Regions from separate parts of the Homo sapiens genome. Here region 2 is linked to region 1. A link is a loop called in an ENCODE intact Hi-C map of the cell type or tissue named here. Cell type or tissue: Caco-2. All regions are shown on one strand.

Region 1 (4,000 bases):
CCACAATCCCCTTTTTATTTGTAGATGGCTAGAATCTGGCTTCTGGCTTGTGAGTAGCCAACTTCATTGTAGTTCTGACTTCCTTAAGGCTGTTTGCTTTCTGATTTAAATTATGTTGTTCTTACCCCACTCCTTCTTCTCCTCGTCCTCACTCTGTTCTCTTTTCTCCTTTCAAGTTTTTCTTTTTTACTCATATCAAAACCTAGTTTTGTGATATGAAGCTAGTGGTAAAATCCTAACTAAGCCAAATTTACATAGTGAGAGAGAAAGCAAATAATTACATTTTTATTAAAGACAGGAAGGCAAGAGTAAAGGTAATCCATCACTTTTCAGGGTAATTTGTTATCATCTTCTGGTTATTTGGGATCTACTGGGGACTGACCACCTAGGTTTTTGTGTCATGCAGTCATCATTTCATTTGTTTTACCACTCACCGGATGTGAAGGTGGCCCCTGTACAGGTAGGGTTTGCAAGCAGCCTGAACTCCCTCATCAGAGGCTTTGTCAGTGTGCAATATTGTGTTGAGGTGGGTGGTGCAGCAGTGTATAATTTTGTTTGTCAGTGAGTCATGTTACAATGAGACTCACATTACGCAGCCACAGTGACAAAAATGTGAGGCTGGAAATGTGAGCATTTATCTCAGTCCAATTTGTGTTACAATAACAAAATACCACAGACTAGGTCATTTATAAAGAAAAGAAATGTATTTCTTACAGTTCTGGAGGCTGGGAAGTCCAAGATCAAGGGGCTGCCATCTTGTGAGGGCCTCTGTGTTGTATCATCCTATAGTAGAACATGAGAGGCTAGAAAGCACATGGGAGAGAGGGCAAGAGGGCTGAGCTCATTCTTTTATCAGGAATCCATTCCCAAGATAACTAACCCACTCCTGCTTTAATCCATTCATGACGGCAGAGCCTCATGACCACATCACTGCTTAAAGGTTCCACCTTTCAACACTGTTGCATTCGGGATTAAGTTTCCAACACATGAACTTTGAGGGACTCATTCAAACCATTGCAACATTCAATTCAACAAATTTTTATTGAGCAATACTTTCTTACTCTGCGTAATCAGACTCACTGGTGCAAAATCTTAGGCATTTTTAATTACACAGAGAACCCATTTCTTTATAACTCATACCCCAGAACTTGAAGTAAAGCAAATCAAAGTGGAGGCCAGTATCCTCCATGTGTAAGCCTCCATTCCCTTGCAAATGGTCACAAAATTCCACCACTGCTTCTTTCCAGCCCCTCTGCCACATGCTCTTCCCTTTAGTTTCTCTTGTCCAGGTTACAGAAATCCAGTTCCTTTCTTATCATCTATAGAGTAGAGTAGTTCCCCCTTATCTGTGGTTTCAGTTACCTGCAGTCAACTTCATTCAGAAAATATTAAACAAAAAATTTCAGAAATGAAACGATTTACAAGTTTTAAATTGCATGCCCTTCTGAACAGCACAGTGAAATCTCACACCTTCCCATCCTGGACACGATCATCCTTTTGTCCAGCGTATCCATACTGTGCACACTACTCACCTTCTGGTTACTTAGTAGCTATCTCAGTTATCAGAGTGACTGACACAGTATATATATAGGATTCAGTACCATCTGCAGTTTGAAGCATCCACACATTTATCCCCCACAGATAAGTGGGGGCCCACTGTACACACCAGAGGCAAGTATTATAAGCACCTTACTTAAAACAAAAATTCTGTCTTTGTAGCAAGCTCTCATTTTTCATTTCCTTCGAAGTCAGACCCCATCTCTGAGATCTGCCCCTTTTCATTGATGTCAGCAGGAGCCAACCTCTTGTCCAACTGTCCTGAATCCCTTACTGTCAGTCAACCTTTGACTAGAAATATTTGTATAACCAGAGAGAGAATGAGCACATTTATTCTCTTAAAAAATTCCATGTTCTATATTCAAGGCCAGTTTCCCAAAGATCCACTCCGGGGGTCGGGGGGTTGGTATTGAGGTAGCTTGCCAATGGAGCTGGGTAGAAAGTGGTCTGATGAGATGCCATTTTTTCACATGCAAACAGTGGCAAAGAGATTTGTTTATGCCTTGTCATGACTAGACAACCCAAATACCACCACGCCTGCATCAGCAGTTGAGTCTGGGTTTTGTCATTGTCAGTCCCTCTGGCATTCAGAAGAGATGCTGGCTCAGGAGGACCAGCAGAGTTTAATTTCTGAATGCATCTGAAATACTTTAAGCTCTTTGTTGGAGCCATTGCAAAATCGTAGTGGGTATAAGCCTTCTTTTCCCTTCAGTGGTTGCATCACAGTCACTAAGACAAGCACAACTGGCTGTTTCTCCAGAGAAACGTAGGCATCCGTGGTCCAAAGGTTAAGTATGCTGGGGCCTGGCTTGTTCAATTGCATTTCATTAGAGAGCCCAAGTGAGTGCAGGCTGAGCTCAGCAGCCTTGCTGGGGATGGGGAAGCAATTGCTGGCTGTTCTTTCTCCAGGGAAGGGGAGCAGCATATGGTGCTCCGCCTGTGACACAAACGGTTAATTTCTACTAGCTTTTCTGTAGTTTCAGCAACTCTGGGATTAGAAAGGACAGTTTCTTTACAATTCTCTGCAATATCTCTCAAAGTTACTTTCCAAGTCTCTGCTTTTGTTCTGCTGATTCTCTTTCAGCAGCTTTGTTTTGCTAAGGAGTAAACACTTGGTTTGGGATTGAGGGGGGATTTAGCTGCTTTGATTTTTCACTGCTTTTGCCCAGGGTCTCTGGAACAGTTATTTTGAATCTTGAAATAGCCTTAGATGTTTCTCCCTTATATGCATACACAAACACTTCTCTCTTTCTGTCTCTCTCTCCACCTGCCCTGTATTGTTTATTAATCACTGTGGAACCATACTGGTCCATATGGAATAAAAATCAGCTGAAGCAAAGACAAGGTATTTGATAGATTTAGTGGTAGTGGTGTGTGGATATGAGAGAGAAAGAGAGAGACTACTATTAATAATAACTGTTTATTGAGAACTTTCTATGGACCAGGCACCACGCTGCTAAGTACTATACAGGCATTCTTTAGTTAAATTCTCTCCAAGCTTATAAAGGCAGGTGTTGTTACTATCCCCATTTTACAGAGAAGAAAATTGAGGCCTAACTTGCTAGAGACACAATTTTGAAACAAAATTTGCTCTTAATTATGATGTTATAATGCCTAGCCCACTCCCATCTTTCTCAGAATTTTGTTTTATAAGAAAATTATATCACTGTTTTTTTTTAATGGCACAAAATCCTGAGACCAACAAGGATAATGACAAGAACTATAAATATTGAAACTCTTACCTATTAGACACTGTGCTTGATCTCACACAAACTTGCCTGTACATAAATAATAATACATATTATGCCCACTTTAAAAATGAGAAAACAGAATCTAAGATGTTTTAAGTAACTTGACCCAGCTCTTTCCAACTGACCAGTAAATGGCAAGTTGGAGTTCAAATACAAAGCTGCTGATTTCAATGTCCAAAATCTTCTCAGAGCCTCTTTCATTTTTTTCCTCATTGTTTTCTTAGGGAAAGAGCCCAAGCAGAGAATCATTGTTTGATCATTTTCTAATTTATCCATGTGTGAGCACCAGCACTTCATTCCTAATGTATGTACAGATTCATGTATTTAACATACAGTATAAGTACATTGGGAGAGATACAGTCCTCAGAAAAAAACAGAAGCCAGCATTTATTGAGGTTCTATTACATGCCAGGCACTATGTTAGGTGCTAAGATGTGGTCCCTGCCTTTAAAGAACCCTCAATCTTACAGGGAGATAAATTCTTAAGACATGAACTTTCAACAGAAGGTAGTGAGTCTAGTGAGGGGCTGTCATATACACTCCCAGATCAGGGGCATCTAACGTAATTGCGCCTCTGAGAGACCTTGGTGCCATCTACTCATTGTTTTCAGATGTTCACATTTGCACAGTTAACACAATTCTAGAGGGAACCAATGTTGCTAGCGGTTCATAAAACTGAGAAACAAAGCAAA
Region 2 (4,000 bases), 210 kb before region 1:
CCCTTTGCAGCAACGTAGATGCAACTGGTGGCCATTATCCTAAGCAAATTAACTTAGAAACAGAAAACCAAGTACCACATGTTCTCATTTATAAGTGGGAGCTAAATATTGAATACACATGGACAAAAATATGGGAGCAATAGTTGGGAGGGAAAGGAGCATGCATTGAAAAACTACCTACTTGGGGCTGGGTGTGGTGGCTCACACCTGTAATCCCAGCACTTTGGGAGGCCGAGGTGGTGAGATCACGTGGTCAGGAGTTCAAGACCAGCCTGGCCAACATGGCGAAACCCCGTCTCTACTAAAAATACAAAAAAAAAAAAATTAGCCAGGCATGGTGGCGCATGCCTGTAGTCAGAGCTACTCGAGAGGCTGAGGCAGGAGAATCTCTTGAACCCAGCAGGTGGAGGTTGCAGTAAGCTGAGATCACGCCACTACACTCCAGCTTGGGCAACAGAGTGTGACTTTGTCTCAAAAAAAAAAAATAAATAAAAACTACCTATTTGGTACTATGCTCACTACCAGGGAGATGGGACCATCCATACCTCAAACCTCAGCATCACACAATATAGCCATGTAACAAACCTGCACATGTACCCCCTGAATCCAAGAAACAAACAAAACAAAAAACAAACAAACAAAAAAATGCATTGTACCAAGTGAAAGAAGGGAAACTCAAAATGCTACATATTATATACCCCTTTTCTATAACATTTTTGTAAAGGCCAAATCATAGGGTCAGAAGACACGTAAGAGGAAGTGAAGGGGAGTTTTGTTAAGAAAGGGACACTGAAGGATTTTTTGAGGTTCTCATACTCTTCTATATCTTAATTGTAGTGGTGGTTACATGACTATACAGGCATATAGAAGCTCACAAAGCTATACACTAAAAATGTGACTCTGACTCTATGTAAATTATAATTTTTAAAAGCAAGAAAAAAAGTTACATGATCTGGCCCCAGTTTACCTCTTGTCTTGTGATTGTCCTCTCAGTCACTACAATCACTGGACTTCTTCACCTCCTAAAATGCCCCATGCTGTCACTGCCTCCTTCACACATACTGTTCTCTTTGTTTGAAAAGCTACACACTCTTCATCTGGTTCAATCTTACTCATTCTTAAGCTTCGAATACTGGGTTCAAGTCCAGGGTCTACCATTTACTGGTTGTATGACCTTGGGCTTATTAATTAACGTCTTTGTAGGTTTCCTCATCTGTAAAACGGAGATATTAATAGTACGTATGTTATAAGGTTTCCTTGAGGATTACAAGAGGAAATAAGTATGCCTAGCTCATAGTAACATTATATAAGTATAAGGTAGCATCATAGTTCATCAGGGAGGTCTACCCTAACTTCCTTTTTATACTATCTCCTGTTATTTTCCTTCATAAGCATCATAAAATCTGTATGAATGTATTTATCTGTGTGTTTGTTTAATATCCAGCTCCAGAGAAAGTAAAGTATTTGCTTTGTATACTATGTCCGTCTACTGTATGCTATTTTGGCATGTTTGGGCTGCTACAGCAAAAATACCACAGGTTGGTGGCTTATAAAAAAAAAGAAATATACTTCTCATAGTTCTGGAGTCTGGGAAGTCCAAGATCAAGGTACCAGCAGATTCAGTGTCTAGTGAGGGCTTGCTTCATGGTTCAGGGATGGCTGTCTTTTTGCTGTGCCCTTACATGGCAGAAGGGGACCAAGTGAGTTCTCTAGGGTCTCTTTTATAAGGGTTTTGGTCCTATTATCTAATCCTATGCAGAGCTCTTATGACCTAATTACCTCTCCAAAATCCCATCTCCAAATACAGTCACATTAGGGAATTATATTTTGACATACGTATTGGGGGTTTAGTGGGAGAGAGGGGGATAAAACATTCAGTCTATAGCATCTATCTATCTATATATACTCTATATATTCACACTATGTATGTCCCTTGCAGGGGTTCTACCCACAGACCCTGACCCAGCGATGGATGAGAGACATACACTGATGCAGATATTTTGCCTGTCTGGCTGAGGGTCTGGGCCACTCACAGACACCAAGGAGGGTGCTGTAAAGAGTCACAACTGCAGCCACAACTAGCTGGCCCTGCTGGCACTTATTCAGCACACACTAAAAAACAAAGGCTTTGAGTCTACACCACAAGAGGGTAATTAACCTGGTTGCCCTCCCCGACCCCCGACCCCCGAGACAGCCATCCTGCCCGCAAATGATCAAAGGTTAGTTTTAGGACCACATGTGTAAACAAGCTATTTAGATAAACTTCCTTACATTCCTTTGTACCTACTTTAAACTATTTACTTAAGGTAAAGATTAGGCTGCCTTCAGCCGATCTATTACTGGAGTTTAAGCAAACCCCTCCACCTTCCAAGAAGGTTTGTGTCTATTTCTTATAACTATCTTTAAAATTTTTCCCACCAGCCTGACTGAACTCCCACAGTCCCTGACACAAGGTAGGCATTTAATAAATACTAGCTAAATGAATGAATGAATGGGTAAAAGAATGGCATCCTAGAGGAGCATGTTTCTCATAACTTAATCTCTTGCTGGGATGCAAATGCCATTGTTATCCTGACTACATTCACAGAGTGAATGAATGATGAATACCGGTGCAACTTGTTGGCTCTTTTGAGTCAAAGCTCAGACTCAGCTGCTGTTGCCTCACTCCTCTGCTTCCCCCAAGCCATGCCTCACTGCTCTCCTAGTTTCACCTGTGACTGGGTAGAGAAGTCAGGCAACCTCTAACTTGCAGGCTCAGTCATCTTCAGTTCAACAAGTAGAGAGTGGGAAGCCACACACTGGCCTCAGAGGTTCAATTCTCTACTCCACCTTTACCAGAAAGCCATGCATTCTGAAAGTTCTTGAACAAGCCTCACTCAGCAAAGTCCATCCTTTGATACCCTCAGCACTCACGTGTTAGGGCAAGTTGTTTAAATACTGTATGAGGCTGTGCTCTGTGAAGGAGAAGACTTACTAAATAGAAGAGAAACTTGTCAGCCAGTGCCCCATTCGTCTCTGCTCTGGGATTGTTCCCTGAGAGAGAGGAACACGAGAAAGAAAAGTCAGTTCTTTCATTGGGTGGAAAAAAAAAAAAAAGATCACCAGACACCCAGATGGAAGAAGGACCAGAGTAGGTGGCTCAGAGGAGGCTGGCAGCTGCATGGACCATTGTGTGTCGGGACAAGGAGGCAGGGCTCTGGGCAGACACAAGTGAACAATAGACAAGAGCAACGCTAGGGGTTGGAGGGAGCAGTGGATGGGTGGGCAACGCCAGCGGTTGGGTTTTGGGGTGGGGGGCGGTGGGTGGGTGGCGGCAGTCTCCCAAAGCAGAAGGTCTTGAACGAATGCTATAAGTAGTGGTTCCGCTTCAAGGTAAGGCAGGCTACTCCTCCTCCCATAAAGGCTCTTGAGGAAACAGTGAACATTCCCAGGACTATACAATTTAGGGTACTAAGGGATTTTCTAGCTACTCATATAAATCCCCTTAAAAAACTCAGAAATATCTAGAGATGGGCACCTCTGAAATGAACTGGACTACCCATGTGAACATGTTGGGGGCAGGGGACCAGAGCTGTGGAAATGTAGGAAACATTATTGTAAATGTTAATACTTCTTCTCACCCACCAGCTGGCAAAGCTGGATGGATGTCAGTTATGCCCACTGATTGACTGAGCTGCGATCCTGTCATCGTGACCACTGCACCTCTCCATCTGGCATTTAGTCTCTGTGATTGGGATAGTTTGGGAAAGTGGCCAAAATGATCATATCCTGCTCTCCACAGTCTGCTTCAACAGCTGCATGTACACCCAGCCTATGCCCCAAAATATATGAATCTAGACAAAATAAGTTTTACTTTGGATTTGATTTAGAAGAGATAATATCAAAATGAGAACATTTTCCATGAATAAGTGAACATAATCAGGGTGCTCAATTATAAAATTCAACTGATGCTATTTAATAGAAGTCTGTTTAAAGTTATGGAAATTCTACATGGGATCAT

The links. A loop is a pair of places that touch in the nucleus more often than their neighbours do. Peaks named below come from ENCODE experiments on the same cell type or tissue, not always from the same donor. Only the 100,000 strongest peaks of a DNase experiment are listed, where the experiment ranks them.
Region 2: it touches region 1 in a loop (9-fold over the local background); 1 of 110 quality-filtered maps calls a loop at or near these places.

Annotation. Positions count from the first base shown.
Region 1 is chr11:95,280,810-95,284,809 of GRCh38, reverse strand. No RefSeq gene overlaps it. Among named protein-coding and RNA genes, the nearest start is that of SESN3, 52 kb to the right of the region's middle. RefSeq lists a silencer at 3,991-4,000. In Caco-2, no CTCF peak of the experiment used is centred here; a DNase peak (open chromatin) is centred at 2,349.
Region 2 is chr11:95,486,335-95,490,334 of GRCh38, reverse strand. No RefSeq gene overlaps it. Among named protein-coding and RNA genes, the nearest start is that of SESN3, 260 kb to the right of the region's middle. In Caco-2, no CTCF peak of the experiment used is centred here; DNase peaks (open chromatin) are centred at 2,164 and 2,664.